Regions from separate parts of the Homo sapiens genome. Here regions 2 and 3 are each linked to region 1. Evidence: chromatin loops called from intact Hi-C (ENCODE). Cell type or tissue: Caco-2. All regions are shown on one strand. Region 1 overlaps MAP6 (microtubule associated protein 6). Region 2 overlaps LOC105369392 (a long non-coding RNA gene). Region 3 overlaps MAP6 (microtubule associated protein 6).

Evidence for each region. A loop is a pair of places that touch in the nucleus more often than their neighbours do. Peaks named below come from ENCODE experiments on the same cell type or tissue, not always from the same donor. Only the 100,000 strongest peaks of a DNase experiment are listed, where the experiment ranks them.
Region 2: it touches region 1 in a loop (6-fold over the local background); 9 of 110 quality-filtered maps call a loop at or near these places.
Region 3: a loop joins it to region 1, with 2.4 times the contacts of the local background. A loop is called at or near these places in 5 of 110 quality-filtered maps.

What each region holds. Positions count from the first base shown.
Region 1 is chr11:75,594,478-75,602,477 of GRCh38, forward strand. All of the region lies in intron 3 of MAP6 (microtubule associated protein 6), which reads right to left. MAP6-AS1 (MAP6 antisense RNA 1) reads left to right here. Exons shown (of 2, transcript NR_145823.1): 2 at 1-188. Among named protein-coding and RNA genes, the nearest start is that of MAP6-AS1, 15 kb to the left of the region's middle. In Caco-2, a CTCF peak has its summit at 3,353 (motif pointing right); a DNase peak (open chromatin) is centred at 3,384.
Region 2 is chr11:75,693,609-75,701,608 of GRCh38, forward strand. It overlaps LOC105369392 (a long non-coding RNA gene), which reads right to left. Exons shown (of 3, transcript XR_950316.4): 3 at 7,950-8,000. Among named protein-coding and RNA genes, the nearest start is that of MOGAT2, 20 kb to the right of the region's middle. In Caco-2, no CTCF peak of the experiment used is centred here; a DNase peak (open chromatin) is centred at 4,743.
Region 3 is chr11:75,641,478-75,649,477 of GRCh38, forward strand. The region is part of intron 1 of MAP6 (microtubule associated protein 6); the gene reads right to left. It also overlaps the pseudogene LOC100419542. Among named protein-coding and RNA genes, the nearest start is that of MAP6, 24 kb to the right of the region's middle. In Caco-2, no CTCF peak of the experiment used is centred here; DNase peaks (open chromatin) are centred at 3,674 and 4,904.

The DNA.
Region 1 (8,000 bases):
CAAAACAACTCTCGCTCCGCCTCTATCCTCAACCGGACTCTGTGGGAGTGTCTCTTTTAGTAATTATCCTGTTCTTTGGTAATTATCTGCCTCTCCTGCTAGCCTGTGGGACTGTGTTTTCTTCATCTTTGCATCATGAGTATCTAGCACAGGGTCTGGCTCATTGTAGTACCTGGCAGATATTGGTGGGAAAAACACATGGCTGGTGTAGCTTCTTCTCTTTATTCACTTTTAATTTTTTTCTCTTTTATCCATTCACTGAACAAATCTACTGAGACCCTGCTCTGTGTCAGGCCCTCACTGGGGACACAGAAGTGAATGAGAGCCAAGCCCTGACTTGGGGGAAGGAGCTCCTAGAGTGAGGCAGGAGACAGACCTGTAAACACACACCACAAACATGACGCCACCACCTGGGTACAGGCACCACCTCCAAGCTGGGCCCTAAGCCTTATCGGCCTGTGTCTCTTCAAACCAGAGAGGCTCAAAGATCTTATTAGGGGCCAAGCTGTCACTTTGTTGGAGAAGTCTTCCCTCTCTATTCCATAAAAGCAAAACTCCAGAAGCCAAATCAAAGGTGCCCAGGGCTGGAAGGATAGACTGCTGGGCCATGGGTCTCCTGAGCCTCTGCTGCAATCTCCCTGGCAGGTGGCTGCCCAGCCGCTGCTCGCACTGCCTGGGGTGGGCTGCACATGCCCGGTGAGGCAGCCTCCTCCTCAGTGGCCACTGGTTAGACCTGAGCAGAAGCTTGCATTGCAGTCAGCTCCACTCCTTCCTATCTCTGCACTGATCCCTGTTTTGCACTCCAGGGCCACCCTTTTAGTGAATGCCCTGCTGGCTGCCCCAGGACAGTCTTTCAGGTATTTGAAGGGGGCAGCAACTGGGTCTGTATCCCTGGCTTCTCCAAGTAACACAAGCCCCACAACAGTTCAGACTTGGTTCCCAGAGCCCTCACATTCCAACTGCCCTCCTTACAATGTGTCTCAGTTGGCTCTGTCCCTTGGACAGTGTAACTCCAGAACTAAAGGCCACATTGTAGGTTGGTCTCCACACAGGACACACCTCCTCTGCCCTGGAGTCTATACCTCCAATGATCAGCCCAAGCAGCTCTAGCTTTATCAGTGCTGGCTGCCCAAACACCACCCCTCGCCATCCACTTAGCAACCTCTACTCCGTAACTGAAGAATCTTCCTCAGTGAAAAAACCTCTGAGCCTCTACTTCCTTTTTCTGTGTTCCCACAGTGCCCCCACCCCCACCCCCACCTTGGCAGCAGCCCTATCAGATCAGCTTCAATAGTTTTGTATCTGCCTCTCTAGACTGGGCACTTTCAGGCCAGGGACCATGCCTGCTTCATCTCTCTTTCCCTCTCTCCCTCCCCTCCTCTCCTCTCTCTCTTCCCTGCCTCTTGCCTCCTTCCGTACTTCCACAAACATTTACTAAATGCCTACTATGTGCCAGGCCATAGGGATCACTAGCATAGGGCTGGCACATGGTAGGAGGCCTACTTTCTCAATGAGGAGTTTTAAAATAGCTCATACAAGATCAAATTCTAACAACCGCATTTACATGACATGAAAATGTTTTCCTATTTTTAACTTAGCACCTTTTTTGGCCCTCCAAATGATAACATCTCTTTAAGGTTTCTGAGATAACTTTACATACAAGGCATTTGATTCTCACAACAATGGTGTCAGCCAGGCAGACAGAAAGCCCTCTCCTCACCTTCCAGAAGCGAAAACGCGGTGCAGAAAGCTGAAGTAAGTTGCCCAAAGTCACACAGTGAGTTCGGGCAAAGTCAGGACCTTAATGGAGGAGCTCTTTCCTCTCTATAGTATCCCTCCTTGTGGAATATACAGATATAGAGATTCCAAATTTGTCTGTAGATGCCTGGACTGGGCTCGGCTTGAGATGACTCTGACTGGCTCTGGCTGGAGCCAATGACTTCTGCAGGTTCCAGCTCAGAGCTCCCAACTGCATCTCCTTAGAGAGTTGCCCCTCTGGGCCCAGGCCCCCAACAACCTGGCTGGCTACTCCCACTGCACAGCTCCCCCTACCCACCAGGTTTACTTCCTAGCATTCAGCCGACCCTGAAAAAGAAGACCTTAGCCCCAGAAAGCAGTGGCATCCTGCCTAAGAGTGCCCATCCACATTCACACCTGGAAGCCCTACCTGTGCAGCTGCCAATCAGTCTACCAGCCCAGGGCCACACTGAGTCCGCCAGATGTGGCTCATCACACAGAAACACCAGCTAGGACCACAGTTAGGAGAAATGCTGCCTCCACAAGACTTAATTCTGGGTCAGGGGTGGAGGGAGTGAACTGTGTAGATCAAACTCAGCTTCTCTGACCTTCTTGTGACTCATTTTCCATAGACGAGAGTATGGAGAGTCATTGAACGTTTCAGAGCAAGCGAGGGACAGAGGAGGAGGCTGCTGTTTCAGGCGATGCACATCTCTGCAACAGGAATCCTACAGATAGTCCCAAGTGCTGGACAAGGAATGGGTTTTAGGGTCACCCAAACCTGGGTTCACATCCTGGCTCACCACTTACAAGTTGTGTGACTTTGTTCCTTAATCACCGAGTTCTGATTTGTTTATCTGTAAATGGGAGTGACACCTGCAGACTCTAACCTTACTGTGAGGATTAAATGAGACGAAGTGTGTAAAGGCCAAGTAAAGGTTCATTCCCTCCCCCTAGGCTGTGGCAACTCTGCATTTTACAAAAGTCGAATCAAGATCTGGGGCCAGCCCCTAGTTCAGGTCTTTCCCTGCCACTCTGGGTTCCCTCCAGGCAGACATGTTCTTCTGAAATACAGGGAAATGGTTGCACTTAGGTGGGTAAGTGGCTAGGTGGTTATGTTTTCTTTGTGGTTATTTACCTATTTATTTTTGCCAATGTTAAATACTTTTTCTAGATTTGGCCTGCTAGGGAGAACTAAATAAATTTCCAATTGTATGAGAAATATTTTTAAAGGCATTCTCGATTGTTTTAGCACCAAGAAGGCAAAGTCAAAGGCACAGCAGATTGTCCCAGTGGGCTGCCAGGAATCTAATAATTCTGCTAATGACCCTTTTTAAAATGTAAAGTGTTGGACTAAGGCAGCGCTCAATTCTTGTCTAACACTATGCTCCTGGGAACTTGCAAATCATCATTGTCTTCCCCCAACCCCCATCTAAAGCAAAGGATCGGATCTTGAGCAATTAATCAAAATTGGTTTCCTGCATCCAGAGGGGATCACTCCAAATGAATGTGGAATTGCAGAGATGGATCTGCACCAGCTGATTTATAGGGTGTGCTTAGAGAGCAGGGGCCAGATGAAAGGCTGGGGGACGGGAAGAGGCAGCAAGAGCCAACACTAGATGGCGTTAATCTCAGGCCATTGTGTGGCAGGAGTGGATTCACCTTGTGTAGCTCCAGCTGCCATACTGTTAGGGACCAGGGGCAGTAATTAACTGGGAAGCTGTGGTCAGCAAAACTACCCATAACATGAGCTATTGGCGAGGGCATTGCACACTCCAGTTTGCAGAGGACTTTTGCATGCCTCCCCATGGGGCCCTCACCGCAGGCCTGGGAATCAGGTATCCCTTGCTTTCAGAGCTCTTGCCACCTGCTATCCTGAACTCTGAAAACAAACAGGTCGAAATAAATAAAATTATCCCTTGCTGGCCAAATTCTTGCTTCCTGAATTGGGAACCAAATATATTCGAAGAGTGATCGATATTTGTATTATTGTTATCTATTGGAGGCTTAAAGAAATTAAGAGACTCAGTTAAGGTCACACAGCTAGTAAATAGTAGAGCTTGGATTTAGAACCAGGCCTGTTGGTTATAATCCTTGCTTGGAATTAGACATGCCTGTGAAATGTGTGGTGGTGGGGAGGGTCCTGTCACCCTAGAGTTAGGAGCCCTGAACTGAGCAGGGAGTGAGATTGGCCAACCTCTTAGATTACCCTGTAACCAAGGGCCCATGATTTTATGCAATCAAGACTGTTTAGAAAAAGTGGCTATCTAAAGTACAGAGGTATGCAGGCCTGAACAGAGGCCAGCCAGTATAAAACCAGCCATTGACTGCTCTCTGGTCTGCAGTTGCTGTGACCTCTCACAAAACTGCCCCTTTCATGGGAGCAGAGACAGTTAATAGTCAGAGAAGAGCCTTGTGGAAGCACCATGGTGAATGTGGAGGCAGACAGTGAATCTCATCATTCATTCACTCACTCATTTTTCATTCAATGAGCACTTTAGAAGACACTGTCTATGGTAGGCTTTGGGCCAGAAGCTAGGGCTACAAAGGTGAACAGAGATCTGGCCCTTGCCCTGGGGGAGCACGGTCTGGTAAGGGGGATACACACATGAGCGGATGACACAGTACATGTGGCAAGTTCCATCATGAAGACACACAGGGAGCAGCTTACCCAGCTTGGGAGGTGCGGGAAAGGCTTCCTGGAGCTGTCCCCTGAGCAGAGTCTTGAAGGATGAGTTAGCCAGGTGGAGAAGCAGGAGAAGGGCATTCCAGGCAGGTGGACAGCAAGGGTAAAGGCATGGAGGTGAGAAGCAGCATGGTGCACCGAGGGAACAAGAAGCTTCTGCACCACGAGGAGCCCACGGATGGTTTAAAGCACGGGGTGACGTGGTCAGATTTGCATAAAGATCCCTCTAGCAGCTTAAACCAGTAGCAAGCAGTGGCAGTAACTTTTAAAGCTCAGCATCTGAAGCTCTCTTGGCCCCAGATAAGAGTTCTGGGGCCATCTGTCGAGATCACTATATACAATGCCAGGTTAACAAGTAATTGAGGCCCATTACATGAGGACAAGGGACAGAAATTTAAGCTCAATTCCACTGGCTGAAATAAAATGCTCAAAATGGCAGTCTCAGATCCAATACTTATATACTGCAGATAATAATGGATACCAGTTTTATCTTGGTACCTCCAGGACTGAGTATATTTTTTGTGAATGAAGAATCTGCTGGACAATTCTGCATTTAGTAACCTACATTGCAGTCACCCAGGCAAGCTAGTACCAGAAGGAGAAAAACTGTGTATTGGCTGTGATAATTGGTCAGTATAGCCAGGACGTCTGAGCCAGATGTATATAGATCTGACCCCATTCTTATTTTCCCTCAGTTTGTATCCGGGTCCCAAGATTTAAAGAGGGTACTAGGCAAGCTTGCTGGAGGACCTGGAATGGCCCAGCCAGAGTGTGGCACTGTGGGGTATGGGCTTAGTTTTTATTGGGGGGTCCCACTTGTCTGAAACCTGATTCTTTTCAGGCCAGCTGAGCCTCCTTCAGGTGAGAGGGATAGACAGCAGGCTATGGAGCTGGAAGCCTGGATTCCAGTGCTTTCTCCATCTTCTAAGCCTGACCAAGCTGGCAGGTGTCCCCTCCTCTTTGAGCTTCCCTTTCTCCTCTGTTACATGGGGCCAACACCTGCCCCATAACATTGGGAGGGTTCAGTGGAATGGCACAGAAAGAAACGCTTCATAAGCAACGCATACATATAAATTGTTAGAATATTACCATTTAGGTCTGTGGACTCAAGGTAATTCAATAGCTGTAATTCTTTAAAAGCAATCTTCTTAAGAATGTTTGCCTCAATCAACTTCGTGTATTACTAACAGCTAAGTATATATCTGTCAGAAAGTGGACAAGTACTTTCAAGTACTCTAAAGGGAGGGGAAGGGCGTGAAGTGACATGTTTAGTGTCCTCCAGGGGTTCCCTACAGCCCTCATGTCATTTCATCCTCATTCTGCTCCTCTGAGGGGGGGTATTAGTGTCCCCATTTTCAGAGGAGGACACTAATGCTCCAGGAGGTTAGTGAGAGACACAGCGTTGCACGGCAGCACTGGTTTCCACTCACGAACTTTGTAAATGCCTAAGTGCACTGTCCATGTTAACCAGTATTCATAGGGTAAATAACAAAATACATAATGGTGTTAATTCTAGTTCTCCCTGTTGTAGGAATTCTAGGATGGTCTAGGTGTTATGAGGATATATGCATCAAATGGCAGTGGGGTGGAAGTAGGGGTTGAAACACATGCCCGGTTCTGTGAGAGTGGAGTTTGGGCTCCCTTTGTTTGAAACAGCTGTCTTTCCTGTTCCAGTGGCCTTGGCTGCCCTAGCCGCTTTCCTAACCCTGCTGGTCTCAGGTGGTGCTAGGGGTGAAGCCTTGCTTTAACGCAGATGGTTCACAGGTTATATCCTGAAAGAAACTTCTGTACCTATGGTCCTGAAAATGTGAACTGCTTTGAGACATTTTAGCAGTAAAAGGAGCCTTAAACCACAGTGACACACTAAAGGAGTCCATAGCCTTTGTGAAATGGGACTTGACGCTCCTCAAATCTATGAGAAGTGAGAAGCAGGTTGTAAATTCTTAAACCCTAGTGAAACAAAAGAGGGAAGAATTTCATGAAGAACACAAAAACTCTAAGGAAGAATTGAAATACATTTATAGCTAACTTAGCAACAATGACCTATTTTGAAAATAGGGGGCTGGTTTGAATTTTGTTTGTTTGCTGTTTCAGGGAGGTAATGTGAGTGATGGGTTATAGATTTGCCTCCTGGGGCTCTGGGCAGCAGAGGGGAGCATGGTGGGAACCACAGGCGGAAGAGCCCCTGGGGGAGCCCTGAGCACGTGGGCAGCACTGACAAAGCTGGCAAGGCCCCTGCCTTCCTGCCTTCTCCATTGCCCAACGCTTGCCCTTTCTCTGACTCTGAGTGTGTCTCACCTTCTCGCACTCTCTTAGGTTACTCTAGGTGTCTTCATATGTGTGCTTTCCTGTGTCTTTTTCTCTCTGTGCCGCTATTTCTACCTCTCTACTTCTCGCCTGTCTTTCTTACCACCTCTCTCAATCCCCGTTTTGTCTCTCTCCCTTAACTCATCAAAAGAGAGCTTAATAATATGCTTTTATGTATTTGTTTTATTTCTTGAGCAGCTTTTGTGTTTTCTGCCTCATACAAAAGTAGACAGGTGGGTGGGATGTTTTCTATTCATCTGGAAAACAAATACATACGGCTTTTCATTTATACCACCCTTGAATGATTTCTACCCCTGCCTCCCCCAAAACTCAGCAATCAGGTCCAGCAATAAAAGTCCACCCTAGGGCTCCTAGCTTAGAGCAAGAGAGGATCTGTAGTGTTGCCTGACGCATAAGCAAGCAAGAGAAGCATGACAAGGGAGCATGCAGGGTGTAGGTACGCTTTGGGCATATGGAAATGGAGATCCCAGTTAGCAACCGCCCACTCACGTGCACCAGGCCTCTCCACCACCGAGCTCTGTCACTCTCCAGCCTGTGCCATGACCCTCCCAAGGGAGCTACCCCCCCAGAACTGAAGTTCACCTGGTGTTTGATGGCCCCCCTCCGACCTTTGCTTGGGCAGACCCCTCTATCTAGCATGCCTTGGCCACCCCCGGCTCTGTTCACCTGGTCAACACCTACCCATTGCTGAAGTCCTCCCTGATCCATGGAACCAGCTAGAATGGCCTCCTCCTTCGTGCCCCACTGTGATCAGAGGCGGGGTCTCAGTCATCCTGGTTTCCCTAGTGCCCAGCACAGTGCCTGGCACATAATAGGTATTCAATCAACATATGTTGGAAAAATGAAGAGTATAAAATCTTTTGTCTTCCACTTTACCAGAAGGATAACAAAGTGGGCAAACTTGGTCCTAGCTTTCAGGTTCCCACCCAGCCCCCCAGTTTTCCATTTCTAGACTTGCTCCCTGCAGTGGCCTTGCCCTTACATATCCACACCCCAGCTGCTTTCCAGGGCTCCCTCTGCCACAGAGCCTTCCGCAACTCCCCAGCCCTAGTTGGAAGAAGCCTGTCCTTCATCTGAGTTCCCAACTACCTGATCTGTTGTTGCTTGGTGGCCTGTCTGGTGGCTGTTTCAGCACCCCCACATAAGGCACACACACGACTGTCACCCCCACAACCCACAGTGAGCCAGCCCCCTATGGGTGGAACATCCACAGTGACCATAGATTAACTGAGCAAGTGAAGGCATCTCT
Region 2 (8,000 bases), 99 kb after region 1:
GAGATGGAGCTTGCTCTGTTGCCCAAGCTGGAGTGCAGTGGCGCAATCTCGGCTCACTGCAGCCTTGACCTCCCAGGCTCAAGTGATCCTCCTACCTCAGCCTCCCAACTAGCTGGGAACACAGGCATGCACCACCATGCCTGGCTAATTTTTGTGTTTTTTGTAGAGACAGCAGTCTCACTATGTTGCCTAGGCTGGTCTGGAACTCCTGGGCTCAAGCAATCCTCCTGCCTCAGCCTCCCAAAGTGCATGAACCACCACGCCTAGCTTGATTTCATTCTCTTTTATGGCTACATAGTATTCCATGATGTATACGTACCACATTTTCTCTGTCCAGTCCACCATTGATGGACACTTAGTTTGATTCCATGTCTTTGCTGTTGTGAATAGTGCTGCAATGAACATGTACATGCATGTTTCTTTTTTGTAGAATGATTTCGTTTCATTTAGAGATATACACAGTAGTGGGATTACCGGGTCAAATGGTAGTTCCATTTTTAGTTCTTTGAGAAATCTCCAAACTACTTTCCACAGTGGCTGAACTAATTTACATTCCCACCAGCAGTGTATAAGCATTCTTTTTTCTCCACAGCCCAGCCAGCGTCTGTTATTTTTTGTCTTTTTAATAGTAGCCATTCTGACTGGTCTGAGATGGTATCTCATCGTGGTTTTGATTTGTGCTTCTCTGATGATTAGTGATGTTGAGAATTTTTTCATATGTTTGTTGTATATCTCCTTTTGAGACTTCTCGAAAGGAGTGTCTGTTCATGTCCTTTGCCCACTTTTTGATGGGGTTATTTGTTTTTTGCTTGTCGAGTTGTTTAATTTCCTTATAGATTCTGGAATTAGACCTTTGTCAGATGCATAGTTTGCAAATATTTTCTCCCATTCTGTAGGTAGTCTGTTTACGATGCTGATAATTTTTTTTCTTGCCGTGTGGAAGCTCTATAGTTTAATTAGGTCTCACTCATCAATTTTTTTTTTTTTTGCAATTGCTTTTGAGGACTTAGTCATAAACTCTTTGCCAAGGCTGATGTCCAAAATGGTATTTCCTAGGTTTTCTTCTAGGATTTTTATAGTTTGAGATCTTAGATTTACATCCTTAATCCATCTTGAATTAATTTTTGTACATGGTGAGAGGCAGGGGTCTAGTTTCATGCTTCTGCATATGGCTAGCCAACTATCCCAGCACCATTTATTGAATAGAGAGTCCTTTCTTCATTGCTTATTTTTGTCAACTTTGTCAAAGATCAGATGATCGTAGGTGTGCAGCTTTGTTTCTGAGTTCTCTATTCTGTTCCATTGGTCTATGTGTCTGTTTTTGTACCAATACCACGCTGTTTTGGTAACTGTAGCCTTATACTATAGTTTGTAGTTGGGTAATGTGATATATTCAGCTTTGTTCTTTTTGCTTAGGATTGCTTTGGGTATTTGGGCTCTTTTTTGGTTCCATATGAATTTTAGAAGAGTTTTTTCTAATTTTCTTCTATCTCTTTTATCTAATCAAATTGCTTTGAATATAAATATAGAAATAGCATTGAATCTGCAGATTGCTTTGGGAAGTGCAGCCATTTTAAATTATGTTAATTCTTCCAGTTCATGACATGGAATATTTTCCATTGCTCTGTCATCTCTGATTTATTTCAGCAGTGTTTTGTAGTTCTTCTTGTAGAGATCTTTTACCTCCTTGGTTAGATGTATTTCTAACTATTTTACTTTTTGTGTGATGATTGTATATAGGATTGCATTCTTGATTTGGCTCTCAGCTTGAATGCTATTGGTGTATATAAATGCTGCTGACTTTTGTACTTTGATTTTGTATCTTGAAATTTGACTAAAGTCATTTATCAGGTCGAGGAGCCTCTTGGTAGAGTTTTTAGGGTTTTTTAGGTATAGAATCAAATCATCAGTGAAGAGAGAATTTGATTTCTTCTTTTCCTATTTGGATGCCCTTTATTTCCTTCTCTTGCCTAATTGTTCTGGCTAGGATTTCCAGTACTATGTTGAACAGGAGTGGTGAGAGTGGGTATGCTTGACTTGTTCTTGTTCTTTAGGGGGAGTGCTTCCAGCTTTTGCCTGTTCAGTATGATGTTGGCTGTGGATTTATCATGGATGGCTCTTATTACCTTATTTTGAGATATGTTCCTTCAGTGCCTAGTTTGTTGAGGATTTTTATCATGAAAGAATGTTGGATCTTATTGAAAGCTTTTGCTGTCTATTGAGATGATCATATGGCTTTTGTTTTTAATTCTGTTTGTGTGGTGAATTACATTTATTGATTTGAGTATTTGAGCCAACCTTGCATCCCATGGATAAAGCCTACTTGATCATGATGAATTAACTTTTTTTTTTTTTTTTGAGATGGAGTTTTGCTCTTGTTGTCCAGGCTGGAGTGCAATAGTGCAATCTCGGCTCACTGCAACTTCTGCCTCCTGGGTTCAAGCGGTTCTCCTGCCTCAACCTCCTGAGTAGCTGGGATTATAGGCACCCTCCACCATGCCTGACTAATTTTTGTATTTTCAGTAGAGATGGGGTTTTACCATGTTGGCCAGGCTGGTCTCGAACTCCTGACCTCAGGTGATCTGCCTGCCTTGGCCTCCCAAAGTGCTGGGATTACAGGCGTGAGCCACTGTGCCCGGCCTGAATTAACTTTTTGATGTGCTACTGGATTTGGTTTGCTGGTATTTTGTTGAGGATGTTTGCATCTATGTTATTAGGGATATTGGCCTGTAGTTTCCTTTTTCATTGTGTCTTTGCCAAGTTTTTGTATCAGGGTGACGTTGGCTTTGTAGAATTAGTTATGGAGGAGTCTCCCTCTTCCTTGATGTTTTGGAACAGTTTCAGTAGAATTAGTACCAGCTCTTCTCTGTAGGTCTCGTAGAATTCAGCTGTGAATCCACCTGAGTCAGGGCTTTTTTGTTGGTGGTAGTGGTAGGTCTTTATCGACTGATTCAATTTTAGGACTTGATATTGGTCTGTTCAGGGTTTCAATTTCTTCCCGATTCAATCTTGTGAGGTTGTGTGTTTCCAGGAATTTATTCATCCCTCTGGATTTTCTAGTTTGCGTGCAGAGAGGCGTTCATAATAGTCTTTGAGGATCTTTTGTATTTCTGTGGGATTGGTTGTAATGTGACCTTTGTTGTTTCTGATTGTGCTTATTTGGATCTTCTCTCTTTTTTCCTTTGTTAATTTTGCTAGTGGTCTATTGATCTTGCTTATCCTTTCACAATATTAAAACCATATTATGGCTTTAATTTGTATTTCCCTGATGTCTAGTGATGTTAATATATTTTCAGTGCTTGTTTTATTTTACTTTTTTTGTTTTTTTTTTAATTTATTATTTTCATAAAGATGGCGTCCTGCCATGTTGGCCAGGCTGGTCTTGAACTCCTGGTCTCAAGCAATCCTCCTGCTTTAGCCTCCCAAAGCTCTGGGATTACAGGTGTTTGCCACCATGCCCAGCCTCAGTGCTTCTTTTACATATTTAAAAATTACATTTATCATTTTAATTGTAATCATAAACAACATGGTTATTAAAATTTTTGCATGTATTGATCTCCATTTAGCAACTATACTAAACTTCCTAGTTTTAGTAGTTCATAGGTTATCTTGAATGGCTTGTTCACATAATGACAATTTTGCCTCCTTTCTCATTTTTATACCTCTCATTTCTTTCTCTTATTCAATTGTTCCTCTTATATCTCTAGAATAATTTTTCTGACTTTAATGGAAGTGTTTCCAGTATCTCACCATTAAGCATAATGTTGACTTTTGGCATAAAATATTTAGAAACTGTACATCTACTGTTATTTGACTAAAAAAGTGTTTTAAAAATCAAGAATTAATGAATTTATCAAATACCTTTCAGTCTTTTTAGAGATGATCATGCCTTTTCCACTTTAATATTAAATTATTCTTGCCTTTTTGGTATAATATCAATTTGGTTGTGATGTGTTGTTCTTTCAATGTGCTTCAGAATTCTACTTACTAAGATGTTAAAGATTTTTTGCATTAATTTCATAAATAAGCTTGGTCTGCCCATTTCTTTGTACTGCACCTTGTTAGAATGGCCAACAGTATCACAATGACTATATTTATTCATTTATTAAAGAAAGGTCTTGCTTTGTCACCTAACCTGGAGTGTAGTGGCACAATCATGGCTCACTGCAGCCTCGACCTCCTGGACTCAAGCCATCCTCCCACCTCAGCCTCCCAAGTAGCTGGGACTACTGGCATCCACCATCACACCCAGCATTTTTTTTTTACTTTTTGTAGAGACAGGGACTCATCATGTTCCCCAGGCTGGTCTCAAACTCTTGGCCTCAAGGGATCCCCCCACCTTGCCTTCCCAAAGTGTTGGGATTACAGGTGTGAGCCACCATGCCTAGCCATGATGACTTCATAAAAAGCGTGTGGATGCTTACATTCTCTGTGCTCTGTAACGGTGCAAATGGAATTGGAGTTATCTCTTTACTACTGCCTTGACATAACTCACCTATGAATCATCTGCACCTGGGGCTTTTGGGGAGTAGCTTGTTGCCTACTTGCCAGAGAGATCATGTCATTCCCATTTTAAGACTCTTCAGTAGCTTCCCACTGCTCCTAGAATAAAATCTGTACTCCTTCCCAGGGCCTTCAAGGCCCTGCATAACCTTGCACAGGTCTATGAAACACCTCCTCCCCTGTAGTCTCCCACTGTTCACTGCCCTCCAGTCATACAGCTGCCTTTCTGGTCCTGAAACACATCAGGCGCTTCCCAGCCCAGGGACCTTTGAACTTGCTGGTTCTTCTGCCTGGAATGCACTTCTTTCAGCTCTTTACTTGACTGGTGTATTCTGTCCTTCAGGTGTTGCTTCATATCAGTTTTTCAAACAAGCCCTGCTTACCCCTCTTATCTGGTATGAGATCTGTTGTCTTTCATCACACTCTTTCCTTAATGTATCACTGATTACGCTCTATAATTATCTTGTTTATTTTTTACTTGCTTATTGTTTGATATCCCACTTTCCAACCCACTGTTGACTGCAAATTCCTTTGGGGGAATCCCCCAGGATTTTGCCCGTCTTACTTACTCGTTTTTTATTCCCCAGAACTGTGTTTGGCACATAGCAGATAGCAAAAAAAGAAAAGAAAAAGAAAAACAAACTAAAAACGTTGACAGAATGAATCAATCAAAGAACCCATGCAGGAGGGCACTGGGAGGAATAACAGTACTGTACCATTGGCAGAAAAGAGATAAGCAGGAATTAGCTAGGGTGGGGTTCAGGTTTGCACAGGTTTAGTTTCAGATGACAGCAGAGGAGCCAAGTAGAAGCTTCTGATAGACATTTGGAGATATAGGGATGGAGGGAAATGAAGAGGGTTAGGAATGTAGATTTTAGAGCGATCCTTAACCATCAATTAATGTCTTATTCACCCTTCCACTCTTCTATCAATGCATCTGTCTTTTCATCCACCTATGCATGCATCTGTTCACTGATTCATCCCATAAACTTTTGAGTAAATCATGAGCCAAGCCCTGGACCTCAGGGATGCGGTGACCAATAGACAGTCTTGGCCATCAAGACTACACATCTGGAGGGAATGGGAGGGGAGTACTAGACGTAAATTTAAATAGATTGTAGTAAGTAGTGCTATGGGGGAGCCACAAGTGCATCACAGAGGTTATAGTTGAAAACATGTACGTGAAAACAGAAGACAATCTTGAGGGCATGCCAAAAATTAGGCAGCACTGGACAGGAGAAACTGACAAGGGCTGACAAGCAAAGGAAAAAGTAGATCATGATGATAAAAGGAAAAACAGAAGAAAAATTATCTTTTTTTTTGAGACAGAGTCTCGCTCTGTCACCCAGGATGGAGTGCAGTGGTGCAATCTCAGCTCACTGCAACCTCTGTCTCCCTGGTTCAAGCGATTCTCCTGCCTCAGCCTCCTGAGTAGCTGGGATTACAGGTGCATGCCACCATGCCTGGCTAGTGTTTGTATTTTTATTAGAGACGGGGTTTCACCATGTTGGTCAGGCTGGTGTCAAACTCCTGACCTTGTGATCCGCCTGCTCGGCCTCCCAAAGTGCTGGGATTACAGATGTGAGCTACCGTGCCTGGCCAGAAATTATCTTACAGTAGGAAAAACCTGGGCTTTAGAGTCAGAGTGACTATGCGGTGAATCTTAGCCCTGTTTCTTACCAGCTTGGTAACTTTGGAGAAATGATTTATTCTCTCTGAGCCTTGGTCATCTTCTCTGGAAAACAGAGATAACAGTACAAACCTCATAGCAACGTTATGGGGCTGGGCCCTGCCTGATGCACAGGAGGTGCTCACAGATGACGGATGGGTGGTGGGGATGCTGCTGATGGTGGTGGTGGTGATGATGATGATCAATCAGGAGAGTGGTGACTGGGAGGCACTTTAGAGCCCCTGGTCCCTGCTTGTAGAGCAGTATGTTCAACCCTGGGATTTCTTGAGATGTGGATGTGAGAACATCACAGTAAGTTTTGGTGGAGAGAAGAGTGGGCCAAGTCTGTGCCTCCATCTTTTGCAGAGTGACTGCAGTTTGGATGGAAACTGGATACCAGCCATCTACTTTCTGGAAGGAAAATGCATTAGCTGCAATCCATTACACTGATTTGCTAACTCAAAATCTTTCATGATGAGTGCTGAAATTAAGTGATTACATTTTTTTCTATTTAAAAAAATATGCCTTCCCCTTGGACTTAAATAGTAAAATAGTAGGTAGGGTCAAATGCAATGGTCAGGGGAAATAGGTTTTAGTTAGAATCGATTTTGATTTTGATGCATATGGGGGACTGTGGCTTGGAACTTGGCCAAGAGGATCTGCTTTCTGCCTTCTGCACCTCTGCAGAGTGGCGGCACGCTGGACGTACTAGCGGTAGAAGTGAGGGAGCGGAGCCTATTGGGAATAGATCAACACGTCTGTCAGGCAGGTGAAGAGTGATAATACTACCTGCTTAGGCATCCAGCACTGTGCCCGGCACGCATCAGCTATAAAGCAAACAGACCTCCCAGCCCTTTCTCACATAGGTACCCTGACATAGGGTACCTCACATAGGCATCCCAGGTACCCTGGTGGCAAGGACTCTTGAAAAAGGAAAGGAAGCCAGGACAGGGTTGGTCAAACGCTGTGACCGATGAGATTGTGGGCCAAAAGTTGCGAGGGAGGAAACTCCTCTTTATCAAGTGCCTACACAGACTGCCAAGCATGGTGCTAGTGGTTTCATCCTATCACCCATAAGTTGGTATTACTTACCTCATTTTGCAGATGAGGAAATCAGGGCTCAGACGGGGGAAGGGACTTATCCCAAATCATGGAACTCATTCATATTGAACCAGCATATGAATCCAGGCTTTTCTGACCCCATAGCCTCCATTCATTCCCCAAAGCCCTGTGATGTTGGAGTGCTGGGGAAATGGCGTATTGAAAATAAGACTGAGATATGAGAGAGCCAGTGGCTCTGACCTCTCTTCACTTAGCTCAGAGCCATAAATTCTTAGAGAAGCCAAGCTTCAAGAGAGCTGAGTCTGAGCCAGCATCACTAGGGCGGGGAGAGGGGGTGGTGTCAGGGCTGGCAGGAGAGGACAGCAGAAGTATACCAGAGGGGGTTTGGGTACTCAGGATTTCCTGGATCCCACTGGAGAGGGATCCCCAGGCTCAAACCTCTTTCTCTCTTTTTCTCATCCCCAGGCCCTCTGTGACACAGCAGGTGTGGCCTGGATACCTATGGATGTGAGGAGCCTGCCACTCTCCCGCCCCAGCCACCCAGCCCTGGTGTGACTTAGCCCTAAGTTCTTTGGGAGGCCTGGCCTCTTTGCAGAGACCCAGGGACCTTTTATAGCTTCATGGCTTTGGGCCCATAAATTTTTCAAGAACTTACACAAATATTCAAGCCCTGATTTAAAAAAAATTGATGCTAAAATGTGAGCAGAAAACAACATTAAAATTAATACATGTTTAATTAAATGTCTACAGATGTGGTATTATACCA
Region 3 (8,000 bases), 47 kb after region 1:
TATAATAAAAAAAAAAAGAAATTCCAATTTAGAAGGTCTGGGGTAGAACCCAGGAGCCTGAGTGGGGCCCAGGATCTGCACTGTAAACAACCACTTCGTGTGATTCCAATGTAAGTGGTCTGGACCACCTGAGAGAAAGCCTGCTCTGGCTCAGGGATTCTCAGACTTTAAAATGCTGATGAGGGTCTGGCTAAAATGCAGTCTGATCCAGTATTTCCAGGGCAGGACTTGGGGATTCTGCATTTCTGTTAAGCTTCCAGGTGAAGCTAATGCTGTAACCCTGGGAGGTATCTTTCCTCGTTCTGTTCATTTCCTCTGCCTGAGATGCCACGCTCTACTTCATCTAGCAGAATTCTACTCAACCCCCAGAGTCCCACTCAAATGTTAGTATTTCAGGAAGCTTCCTCTGGTCTGCAAGTCTATTTTAGAGGTCAGTAGTGTCCTGAAGCCAGTTCACAATGGCTGAAGAGAGCCACAGCTAAATTTTCTGGAATTTTATGAGCCAGTTATTAAGCACAACCATTATACAAAATTTATATAAATATACAATTAAATAAATTACACTAAAATTAAAGTAACAAAAGCTCAAAACTCATCATTTCCTAATTCTTTTAGCACATTTACTATTAGCTACGCTTTTGAGGTGATGTCCATCTACTGTAGCCTTAGGGTAGAAATGCTACACAATGATGTGCTTCTGCGCAGCTCTTCCCAACTCTGTGGTCTTCAGTGTCATGTTGGCTGACTGAAATTTGCCATAGTGGGCATATTGACACCCTGGAAATCAGCAAATGTTACAAATCAGCACTAAGTCTATCACTCTGTTGACTGAGTAGATTTAAGAAAGTAATGGAGTAAATGTTAATAATGCAGATTAGGCTTAAAAATGGGTTGTATCTGTAGTTGTTACATTGTAAATAGCATAAAAAATTGAGGAACTACATTTCCAAGATTCAAAACTATTATCTGATTGAACAAAGATACCCACAACATTGACTAACTAGTTCTGGTATATGTCTTTATACAACTTCATTGTTTCTCTCTTACCTTCTCCTTAATACAAACAAAAATATCAGCCAACATACACACCAGGCTCTCTGGTCTTGGCACAGAAGCAAGACAATGAAGAGAACATCCCATTCATCATTGTTTGGAAACCTTGCCATAAGACACACATTGTGCTTCTGTGGTGGCACTTAGGCCTTCCACTTTCAGAAGGTGACCTGTGGCAAATGTTGCTACCCTACCAGCCACAACAGAAAGTATAGCTGGAATGCCAAGGCTAAAAGCTGAAATACTACTGCAACTAGTCGAATGAGACACCTAAAAATTGTCACCGCAGACCTAGGCATGGATTCTATAAAGGAACAACACACCTAAATCCAAGAGGGCAGCTGTTGCAGCATCCAGTTCATCTCAAGCATTTCAATGATTAGTCAGCACAATAAATGTTCTGGTTAAAAAAAATTCATGTCAGAATACACTTGTTTGTCAATAATGTGAGTGACTTCCTTGCTAAATCAAATAGTAATCAAGCCTGTATTCATAGTCTATTTTGTGATACTATTATTGGCAGTAGAAATATAAAAACTGATGGTAGACTTTGCAGGAAATAGAAAGACATAATGTAGTAATAGGTATTTGGAATTTACTGTAAAGAATACTGTGTATTTTATTATTATTTGTAAATTGCGTGTTCACATCCACTATGTTACTAAAATTTATTATTATGTATGTGTTTTATATATATATATATAAATATATAAATTTTTTTTCTTGCAGAGCTGGTTATTCACATTTGCCAGCACACTACTGCAGATGTCCCTCCTTTGTGTTTTATAGCAACCCAATCTTGCCTTGTTTTGTATGCTTATGAGCCTATACTATAAATCCTTGATTTACATATTTGTTTCTTCATCCAGAATGAAGGCTCCTTGACAGCAGGGATCCTGGATTTTCTAGCTTTACAACCCCAAAGATTAGTAAGGTGCTTGGCAAAGAGGAAAACCTTTGTAAATGTAGAAGACAAACCTCACTTCAACTGTGAAGTCTTTTCTGACACTCACAATTGATAGAACTAGCCACTACTGCACATCCACAGCAGTTTCCACACATCTCACAACTCCATCCTGGCAGTCCCAGAAATGGAACTCAGAAAAGGCTCTTGACTGTATATTGAACACAGTGATAAGAATAAATGCTAGCATTTCCTGAGCACATGTTATGTTGCCAGGCACTTTTCTATGTGCTTTACACACATTAACTCATTTAATCCCCACCCCTATGAGGTAGGTGCTGTTATGATACTTCTCACTTTACAGATGAGGAAGGTGAGGCTCAGAGAAGGTAAAGAGCTCCCCCAAGTTATTAAGGAGGAGAGCTGGGATTAGAACCCAGGTAGTCCAGCTCTAGCCCTCAATGAGTGAATGGATGAATAGATGGATGATTTGAAAAGCAGCCCGTCTCTTAGGCAGTTTCTGATTCTATATATACCAATTTGCATTTCAACATCTTAGAAAACAATTCTATTCTTAGAGGTGCATGGTTACAAACTTATTTTTCATTTTTTGAGGTCTTTCTCAAGGCTTGGGACAGGGCAGAATTCTCCCAATCTGCTCGGGAGTGCTAAACATTGGTTCCAGGGCCCCTCTTCTCCAGTTTTCTACTGATGGATTTGGCAAATACTCTTCCCAGGGCCTGATTTTGCAATAGTGTATAAATCACTACCATAAAGGGCACATGATCTAGGGAGGGGAAGACATAGGCTTCAGAGTACCAATTCAGGAAAATTAAGCCTTTAGTTATTAGCTGTGTGATACTGGGTAAGGTATTCAACCTCTCTGAATCTATCTATCTGACAGAGTTGTGACGACTAGATATAATGTACACAAAGCTGTTACCATTATTTTTACTACCACAACTACTGCTGCTAATAGTTAATATTTATGGTATTAATTTTGTTATGTGTCAGGTACTAATCCAAGCAGTTTATATAGTAATTCACTTAATCCTAAAAATAATTTTTCATGGTAAATGCCATTATTATCTTTATTATCTCTTAATACCAGAGGTATTAAGTCACAGAGCCTGGATTCAATCCAGATGTGCCTGATACCAAAGTTTACCAGTACACAGTATTTATTCATCCACTACAATAGACTATGACAAAAACTTTGCAATATTGTACTGGTATTCCTAGACAGTGATATAAGACAAAATTGAAGAAATAAGAGGAAGAAAGATTGTAAAGGCAGAGACAATATTGTCATCATTTGCAGATAATACAATGATTTATATAGAAAATCTAAGAAAGAAAATTTGGTTGACTGAGTTAAGCTCCCCTCTCCCCCACAAAATGCATAGAAATGCTACATAAAATATAGTAAAATATAATAAGTCTTTTTTATATTCATAGATGAGCTCCAAAGAAAGAGAATCTTCAGATGCAGGAAACCCTGAATCAGAGCAGTAAAGGCAGCTAAAAGCTGAAATACCTCTGGAACTGGTCGAATGAGACACCTAAAAATTGTACGCCACAGACCTAGGCATGGATTCCATACAGGAACAACACCTAAACCCAAGAGGGCAGCTGTTGCAGCATCCAGTTCATCTCAAGGATTTCAATGAAGGCACCTCTGAGTCAGAGCAGTAAACGTGAGAAGTGACTGCACTGCTGCCGAGAGGACACTTTGGACCCCAGTATCAGCTCTAACGGCAAGGCAAGGAGAAGAGACCTGGCCCTCTGTAGAATGGGGAGTGGGAACTGAAACTCATGCATGAAGCAGGGCCACAAAGGTTGCCCCACGGTGTAATGGAGTCACTGGCCCAGGGAAGTCTAAGGATGTCCCTTTCTGTTTAGGGTTCTGGGTGGGGGTGGGATGGAGTCGGGGAACCTGCCACTATCCATCAAAACCCTAAGTGAGAGTCATGCATGGGTGTGGAATCCCTATTTGCAGCACCCACAGAGTACAGAATTTCCAAGCTGAGGAATTAAGGTAAAAATGAACCCCAGACCAGTGAAACCCTGAAATATTTCTCAGGAATGAAAGCACAATTGCTCCAGAGGGCCATTTTCACAATCCACAATAAAAACTTAAAACCATATGAGGAAATGATCTGCCATGAGGATTAACATCCAAAGAACTTGAGAAAACATCTAACTTAGACTACAAAATAAATGTGTTTAAAAAGCTTAAAGACTTAAACAAAAAAGAAAACATAGTGAAACAATAGGACATGATGAAGAATACACATATTTGAAAAATCAAACAGAACTTCTAGAAATGAAGTATCATAGAAATTACAATTTTACTGAATGAGGTACATATCCTATTTGAGAAAATTAGTGAAAGACTGAGAAAATTTCCCAGAATGAAGCACAAATAGATAAGATATATGAAAAATAAGGAGTGGTTTAAAGACGAGGAGGATATATTGAGAAGAAATAAAATATGTGTAATACAAGTTCTAGGGGAAAGAATAGAGAAATAAAGAGAGGCATTATTCAGGGATACTAGATGAGAAATTCATGGAATGGAAAAAGTTACATGTCTTCAAATTCAGGAAAATAACTAGTCTCAAGCATGATCCATAAAAGCAAGTCCATACTTAGATGCATAATAGTGAACTGCAAAACAGCAAACACAGAGAGAAATCTTAAAACAAAGAGGAAAGATTCCATAGGAAGGAAGGACAATTACAGTGATAGCAGACTTCTCACAGGCAACAGCAGAGGCCAGCATACCATAGAATGGTATCTTCAAAGTGCTAAGAAAACATTATTGTCTTTCTAGAATTCTTCTCTCAGTGATACTATCTCTAAAGCAGGAGAGTGAGATAAAGATCCTTCAGGCAAAGGCCATATTTTCAGCAGAAAAGAGTGGGATTCAAGAAGCAACGGCTGGCTGGGCTTGGTGGTTCACGCCTGTAATCCCAGCACTTTGGGAGGCCGAGGCAGGCGGGTCACTTGAGCCCAGGAGTTCAAGACCAGCCTGAGCAACATGGTGAAAACCCATCTCTATTAAAAAAAAAAAAAAAAAAAAAAAAGGCAAGAGCAGTAGCTAATGCCTGTAATCTCAGCACTCTGGGAGGCCGAGGTGGGCGGATCACCTGAGGTTGGGAGTTCGAGGCCAGCCTGACATGGAGAAATCCCATCTCTACTAAAAACACAAAATTAGCTGGGTGTGGTGGCACACGCCTGTAATCCCAGCTAATCGGGAGGCTGAGGCAGGAGAATCACTTGAACCCAGGAAGTGGAGGTTGAGGTGAGCCGAGATGGCACCACTGCACTCCAGCGTGCGCAACAAGAGCAAAACTCCATCTCAAAAAAAAGAAGCAATGGTGAGTAAAATATTAGTAGATATGGGGGCAAATCTAAATAAGCATTGGGTATAAAAATTGTATTACTAATTATTTCTAAATTGAGGATTTATAAAGCAAAGATGAGGTAAAATATAAGACAAGAAAAACATGGAAATTGGGAGCAGTAGAGCTTGATTAATTTGAAACTTTTTTTTTTTTTGAGACAGAGTCTTGCTCTGTCACCCAGGCTGGAGTGCAGTGACATGATCTCAGCTCACTGCACCCTCCGCCTCCCAGGTTCAAGTGATTCTTCTGCCTCAGCCTCCCAAGTAGCTGGGATTACAGGCATGTACCACCAGGCCCAGCTAATTTTTGTATTTTTAGTAGAGACGATTTTTTTTTACCATGTTGGCCAGGCTGGACTCAAACTCCTGACCTCAAAGTGATCCCCGCCTTGGCCTCCCAAAGTGTTAGGATTACAGGCATGAGCCACTGTGCCCGGCTGAAACTTACTTTTTAATTCTTAAATAAAAATAAGAATAGCTACTAAAAAAAAAACCCACCTGATCAAAAAAAAAAAAAAAAAAAACCCACAAAAATGAATGTGTAACTTCCACGTAGAAGGGAATACAGAAAAATGTTCAATAGAAGACAGAAATGCATCGAAAAGGAGTAAAGAAAAAGAATCAAAGGAGAAAATATTAGAATTAATAAAAGAATTAGCAAGTTCAAAGGTAAAAGACATAACAACGCTGTTCCTACATACCGCAACAACCAAGTAGAAATGATAACAGAAAAAAACTCATTCATAATAGCAACAAAATCTAGAAAACGTATAGGAAAAATCCCAAGGAAAAGAGACCTTTTTGAAGAATATAAAAGAAGACTTGAGGAAAGGGAATGACATCTTGTTTATGCATAGAAAGACGCAGTATTATAGAGATGTTAATCCTCAGATTAATCTATAAATTTAACCTGAGGCCAATCGAAATCCCAACAGTATTTTTTTGCAGTACTTGAGAACTGAGTCCAACATAAATACGAAAGGATAAATGTCTGAGAAAGGCCAAGACAATTCTGAAAAAGAACAACCAAAAGAGATCTGTCCTGTTAAAAATCAAAGCGTATTACAAAGCTATGACAAATAAGTGTGGCATTTTTTTTAGAAAAAGACAAACAGACCAATCCAACAAAATACAGAGCCCAGAAACAGATCCAGAAACAAATGAGGGAACTTGCTATATAATAGTGGGAACTTTTTTAATCAAGGAAAAAAGAATTACCTGTCAGACAAATAACGGATTTGGGATACTTGACTTCCCACATACAAGAAACACAGGAAATTGTACTCTATCTCACACTATACACAAAATTGAACTCCAGATGTATTACACATCTAGATGTGAAAAACAAAATTTAAAACTATTAGAAGAGGTTGGGTGCAGTGGCTCAAGCTTGTAATCCCAACACTTTGGGAGGCCAAGGCAGGTGGATAGCTTGAGCCCAGGAGTTCAAGACCAGCCTGAGCAACATAGTGAGACCTCGTCTCTACCAAAAATAATTTTAAAAACTAGCCAGGTGGAGTGGTGCATGCCTGTGGTCCCAGCTACTCAGGAGGCTGAGGCGGGAGGATTGCTTGACCCTGGAAGGTCGAAACACAAATGAGCTGTGATTGAGCCACTGTACTCCAGCCTGGGCAACAGAGTGAGACCCTGTCTAAAAACAAACAAACAAACAAACAAACAAACAGAAAATTATTGGAAGAAAATAGTGCCTTTATAACTTTGGGATAGTGAAGCATTTCTTACATTAGCAATAAAAAATAAATGATAAAGGCAAGGACTAAGTCCACTGAATACACTAAAATGAAAAATTTCTGCATGACGAAAGATACTATAAACAAAGGTAAAAGACAAACCACAGAAAAAAGATTAGTAATCAGAATCAATGCAGGCAAGTAAGAAAAAGATAACACCTGAATAGGACAATGGGAAAGGGTAGGAATATGCAATTCACAGAAGAAGAAATGCAAATTGTGTATAAACACATGGAAAGTTTCTTAATTTGACTCAAAATCAGGGAAATATGAAGTAAACAAAACATTTCCATATTATGAAGTTGGCAAAAATTTTTAAGTCTGACATTATAAGACAAAGGGGGTACTTTTATATACTATTAGTTGAAGTATAAATGGGTCCAGCCAGTAAAAAGAACATTTTTTCAACATTTAATAAAATACAAAATGTGCATAACCCAACACCCAACAATTTCTCTTCTAACCCTTTAATATATTCACAGCTAGACATGTATAAGGATATTCACTGCAACATTGCTTGTGATAGTAAAAATGTACAAAAACCTAAACATAAATAGGGAAATAAATAATATGTGATATTGTCATATGATGGCAGATTTATACAGCCATTAAAAAGAACGATCTGTATATGTATGGGTATTTACGTATATGTGTGTGTTTGCATTTTCTCAAGATATGTGATGTTGGGTGAAAAAAACAAAGTGACAGAATGATACACAGTGTAGGATGCCATGTCAGAAAGCACACATAAATGCAAGGCCTTACACAGCTCATGGATGAAGAGGTATACATGAAAGTATACCTCTTTATAACAGTGATGACTGCCCAGGGGGCAAGGGAAGAAGCAGAATGGGTCTGGGCCTAGTGGGGGGGAAAAATAACA